2 separate regions of the Homo sapiens genome follow, and region 2 is linked to region 1. The links are chromatin loops, found by intact Hi-C in ENCODE. Cell type or tissue: PC-9. All regions are shown on one strand. Links, peaks and the distances in the headings refer to the core of each region. The heading gives the core; the rest is flanking DNA. Region 1 has its middle 69 kb from the start of COPS8. Region 2 overlaps MLPH (melanophilin).

Region 1 (2,909 bases), core at 197-2,696:
ACTTAAAGTATAATAAAAAAAAGAATAAGTTTACTTTAAAGATATTAATATAGATTCTTGCAGACGACAATAGTTACACAAAGACGAACAATCCTTTGTCACAAGCTCTCGTAGTAGAGCACATCGCCCCATAATTTCCTTGACTTTGTTGTCTTGTGTATAAATAAGCACTGTACCTAAGGTGGGTGCCTTCCTCCTGTTGCTTTCAGGAATGCCCTGCTCTGTCTAGGGAGTAGACATTCTTTTATTCCCTTACTTTCTTAATAAACTTGCTTTCATTTTACTTTGTGGACTCGCCCTGAATTCTTTCTTGAGTGAGATCCAAGAACCCTCTCTGGGGGTCTGGATCCGGACCCCTTTCCGATAACAGTTTGACTGGGCTGAAGTCCAGGTGTCGACAGGATTGATTTCTTCCAGGGGCTCTAGGGAGGATTCATTTCCTTGCCTTTTCCAGCTTCTGGGGGCCACCTGTGTTCCTTGGCTTATGGCCCCTTCTTCGTCTTCAAAGAGCATCACTCCAATGTCTGCTCCAGTGGTCCCATTTTCCCTCTGACTCTGACCCTCTGGCTTCCCCCTTTATAAGGACCCTGTGACGACATAGGGCCCATTTAGATATTCTAGGACAATCTCTTCATTTCAAGAGACTTAATCACATCTGCAAAGTCTTTCTTCCATGTAAGGTGACATTCAGATTCTGGGATTAGGATGTAGTCATCATTGGCTGGGGGGTCATCATTCAGCCTTTCAAACCATAGGTCTTGACTGCTAATGGGTCATGAGAGCAATTTAATGGATCATAAATAGCATTTTTATAAAAATGTGATAGAATAGAATAATAGAATAATCAGAGGCACCACATTTGATACAGGTAAGTGCTGCCTTGTGAAATTTATCTCAGGAATACTCATCTACAGGTCTACATACCCAAGCAAATGTGTCTACAGGGTTCCAGAGCTAAAGGTTGGGCAAATTTGGAAAAACATGGCTGTAGAATATCTGTTGAATGACATTGCCTAGAGTGACCCAGTGAAGATAGAAGAGAACTTGGAGTGAGGCAATTGACCATGCCTTCCCTCTGCTGTGTGACCTTCAGTAAGTCAATTAACCTCTCTGAGTTTGTTTACTGGACTGTAAAACAGGGTTATTGTAATGATCAAATGAAAAAAAAATTGTGAAAGTTCTCTGGAGACATACAAATGTCAGGCAAGGTGGTTAGTGTGGTTAGTCTTCGAGAAGTGAATTGCCTTGAATAAAAGGGGTCTTATATTTGCTGTTCCCTTCGCCTTCCACACGATGGCATCCTTGAAACACAGGGAGGTGGCTGCAGGTGGCCTGTTGTGGCAGCTAGAAAAAGGTGCTAAGGATGTGGGGACATGTATTTCAAACTTTAAAGGGCCAAGGTCTCCACATGAAGGGTCGTCTCGTGAAAAGACTATATTGATATGATTTCCTTTTCCCTTCCAGTGGCAAATCCCCTCCTGACAGGCAAGCTCTTTGCCAAACAGGCGTTTTCCAGTCCTCAGAGCAGCTGCACATCATTATAAACAGTCCCTAAGTAAAGGATTGGCCCTGGACCATGTTGGGTCAATTAGCCCCTTTCTCACCTGGTTCTTTCCACCAAATTTCCAAAACGTTCAGTCTCCCACCACCCAAAACAGAAAACCCTGGTCCCTGCACTCAGAGTTACTACCTTTTATTTATTTTTTTTAAGAGATGGGGTCTCACTATGTTGCCCAAGCTGGACTCGAACGCTTGGGCTCAAGCAGTCCTCCAGCCTCAGCCTCCCAAATAGTTTGGATTACAGGTACCCGCCAGTGCACCTGATTTTAAAATCGCTACCTCTCTTCCTTCCCTCTGCCACCAGATTTCTAGAAGGAGCAGGGCACTCTTGCCTCTGCTTCTGCTATTTATTGACTCTGACTTTCAACCCACAATTCCACACACGGAAGCTCCTTTTCTTCATGGCCTCCTAATTGCAAATTCACATTTTCATTCCAATTTCTTCCTGTGACTTCTCTGCTGTGCATGGTGTTGACCACTTTCTCAGAAACTTTGGGTCTTCCCAGCTTCATCTGGCCTCAGGTCCTGGCTCCTCCCTATATCCGCTCACATCTGGCCTCTCCCCATCAGTCCCTCAGCTCCATCCTCCCTCCACTAGCTGCCAATCATGTGTCCCTGGGTTTCTGTTCCCCACACAGGTGCCTCAGGCAATGGGACTTGCAGACCCACACTCTGCCCCAGCCTCTTGACATGCCCATCAGAGTCCTCATCTGCCATTTGAGAGACAGGAACCCTGGCTCAGATCACAGTATCTCCATGTACCCAGACAGCGGGATCCTAGCAAGAGGGGCTGTCTGCTCAAGGTCATGAGAAAGTGGCAAGCAAAAGAGAAGGGTCGCCTTCCTCGGGATGGGCCAGCCTGAAGGAGTCAGAAGAGCGGGGAGGTATGAGGAACTCTATCTTGGGGCTGAACAGAAGCCCACAGTGCAGCCAGGAAGTGTGACATGAACAGTTCAGGCTGTGCACAAAGACGGGGAGAATGCTGGAGGTTTCTTATGGCAATGAGAGTTTCACACACCTGCCTTATTGCTTAGCCTTTGTGTTTCCCCTCAGGGATTAGCAATGCAATTCGAAAATAAAACTCACTGTGTGGCTGTTGGAGGGGGTAGCACACAGGCTGCCTCACAGCCAGCACAGGCAAGAAAGTCCCCCCAGGACTCAACAGCAATGGATTTGCAGCGGTGGGTGGCGTTTCCTGTGCCTTTACCCTGGGCTGGCCCCTGTGAAGTGCTTTCTGAGGACTGTCTCAGTCAGTCTTTCCAGCAACCTCAGGAGGCATCATTACCCTCCCCATTTTACCATGAAGGAAACCGAGGCTCAGAGAAGCAAGGAAGTTCCCTAAGGTCACA
Region 2 (2,894 bases), core at 6-2,505, 360 kb after region 1:
GAAATTATATTGTTTTCAAATCTTCAAAGTAAGTTGAGAACTCAAAGCCAAGTTTCTGAAACCCAGCTGCTGATTGAATCACCAGGGTGCTTGTTAATACTACATGTTTTCCAAGCCCTTCTTCCCTGGGACATCTGGTTTGGGGCCTAGGCTCTCTCTTTTCAACAAACATTTCACATGAATCTGGTGATTATCAAGATTTAGAGAAATCTGTTGTAATTCAGTTGTTTTCATCTTTTGAATCCAAGTATTTATTTCATGATGAATTTGAAATCCAGGCAGTAGGCTTAAACTAAACAATGTGTTCGCCTGTAAGATCCCCCATAAGGCATTTGGAAGAGATCTTTTCAGGGAGAGGGTGGGAGGATGCCGGGGGGTCTTTTGCATTTGAGTTTGAAGGGAGCTAACCCATCAGTGTTTTTGAGAAAGCTCACCTTGTCCCTGTTACCTGGAGTCCAAGGCTTCTGCCACTAAGCCCGGCCAAGCATTCGGGTGGGACAGCCGCCACCAAGCCAGGTGTCTGGGGTCTCAGTGTCCTGGATGACTCCATCTGCAAGACCAAGGCGAGTTTCTCCAGGGCCACGAGGCAGCGCCTGGCTCCGGCAGCTGGGCACGTCCAGGGCAGAGGCTGTGCTTCTGGATTGGGGCGTCCTCACCATGCCCCAGCCCAGGCGTCTCCCCCAGGCCTTCCTTCTGGAGAGACACCTTATTCGTGCCTGTCTCTTAAAGCCTCAAGTTTGATTGAAGAAGCAGAAGTTGGCATAGACACCTTTGAGCATTCAAGCTCTCGCCGGGCCTGCTGCAGGCATTTCAAGGCATCTTAGCCCATCGTTTAATTTAGGACAGAGGCCACGGAGAGGCACCGCTGGAGCAGTACACCGCACACCACAGGGTGGCTGCACTTTTTGGGTGGTGGGGTGGGGATGGGGGCAGGTATGATCAATCATCCAAACCAGGGCATTTTTAAGAGTAAAAGGAGGCTCTACTGATAACATGCTGCAACAACAGATGTGACTAGGAACGGCCGGTGACATGGGGAGGGCCTATCACCCTATTCTTGGGGGCTGCTTCTTCACAGTGATCATGAAGCCTAGCAGCAAATCCCACCTCCCCACACGCACACGGCCAGCCTGGAGCCCACAGAAGGGTCCTCCTGCAGCCAGTGGAGCTTGGTCCAGCCTCCAGTCCACCCCTAACAGGCTTAAGGATAGAAACGACACATAACACCGGGAAAAGCCATGCTGTCAAGCATCTCAGAATCTCAACCCCAGAGGCAGTCTTTAGGGACTGGGGTGGGCTCAGGAAGCTGTATTATTTCAAAGGACGCAGTGTTTCCACAGCTCAGCCCAGAGCTGCTGGAGTTCACACGGCCCACCAGAACCTGCTGACTTCAAAATCATCACCACCAAGGGGCCAGGAGGTGGCGCTGTGGGGCAACAGAAAACAGAAAACAGCTGCTCCTTGAACTTGGATTCCCAGCAGCTCCCCCAAGCGCCCACAGGGGCTGCATTCCTCCCTGCTGGACACCTGTAACTACAACATTAAAACAGGGCGCAAGCAAGGAACACAAACACTGGGAAAGCTGTGCCTTTAAAAAAAAAAAAAAAAAGGAGGGTAAAAAAGCTTAAGGTTAATGTTTTGAAACCTGACCCAGCCAGGGCCTAATGCAGACCTTGTCCAGCTAGTAAGTGGGCCTCTGGGGGTCTTCATTGAGTGAACCTTCAGAGTGCTGGTGTTTCACCAAGGCCTTCCATAGAGGACGCGGCAGGCTCTGCAGGAAGCAGCTTCGATGGCCGATGGCCAAGAAAGGAAGGGAAAACCCCTGGACTGGTCGCTGGGCACCCAGTCCCCCTACCCCCGTGCCTTCCCTTCCAGTGCCTTTCCCTCTTTCCCTCGGTGGTAGCTTTGCCTGACAGTGCAGACCTCGCCTGACGTCAACACTAGGTTCTTTATGCTCATGTGGTTTTATTTTTGTTTTCTCCTATCAAGAGTGGTCAGAAAATCTCTGTTCCATGTCAGGAACAAGGAAAATCTTTTGGAATTTTTTTGGTTTTTTTCTTTTTTTTAGCATGACTTGATCAGATAGGTAGGATAATGTTGCCCCCTTGGCCCAAGTGCAGAGTGACAAAAGGGACCAACACTAAAAGGATCCCTGAGATCCTGGGATACTTCCTCTTCATGTTCATTGTGGGGGCCGGGGACATCACCCTGACAGGTGGGTCCCCAGGCCCCAGAAAGCTCATTTCCGCATCCCTGGGTGCAGGGGGAGTTCACGGGGTCTCTGCCTGTTGGTTTGGGATGCGTCTCCTCAAGGCACTCACTGTCCAGAGAGAACAAAAATAAAACCAGGTCTGCTCTCTGGCTCTGTCATCTGGGCACGTTCGGAGCCAAAAGCCTTGACCTTCTGAAAGTTCACTGAAAAATCATCTCGTAAAAGGCAGATTCATTGGACAAAAGATTTAGAAATGTGTTTACCGTGTATACATGGGAGCCTTCAGAATACAGACCCACAGATGCAGGGAAATTGTCCATTTTTATGCTTAGGTTCAAGAAAGGGTGGACTGCGTGTGGAAAGAAGATTATATAACAAGGCCGGACCTGCTGCTAATAGGCTGAGTGGGGAACCTAGCAAGGTCTGTCTGCCTGGATTCTTCTTGGCCTTTCCTCCTCCGAGAATGGGGCGGGATGCTCTCTGGAGTGAGGGTCTTATGACCTAAAGTCAAACAAGGAAGGTCAGATAATTTCTTTTTTTATTTTTAATGTTTTTTTTTAGAGATGGGTTCTCACTATGTTGCCCAGGCTGGTTTTGAACTCCTGGGCTCAAGCAGTCCTCCCACTTGGGCCTCTCAAAGTGCTGGGATTACAAGCATAAACCGTGCATGCCCAGCCAGATA

What was found. Peaks named below come from ENCODE experiments on the same cell type or tissue, not always from the same donor. Only the 100,000 strongest peaks of a DNase experiment are listed, where the experiment ranks them.
Region 2: it touches region 1 in a loop (11-fold over the local background); 10 of 110 quality-filtered maps call a loop at or near these places.

Annotation. Positions count from the first base shown.
Region 1 is chr2:237,152,949-237,155,857 of GRCh38, forward strand. No RefSeq gene overlaps it. Among named protein-coding and RNA genes, the nearest start is that of COPS8, 69 kb to the left of the region's middle. In PC-9, for the core only: a CTCF peak has its summit at 1,266; a DNase peak (open chromatin) is centred at 1,323.
Region 2 is chr2:237,511,511-237,514,404 of GRCh38, forward strand. All of the region lies in intron 4 of MLPH (melanophilin), which reads left to right. Among named protein-coding and RNA genes, the nearest start is that of MIR6811, 2.0 kb to the left of the region's middle. RefSeq lists enhancers at 1,273-1,773, 1,774-2,274. In PC-9, for the core only: CTCF peaks have their summits at 1,436 (motif pointing right) and 1,637; a DNase peak (open chromatin) is centred at 1,441; H3K27ac peaks cover 427 bases.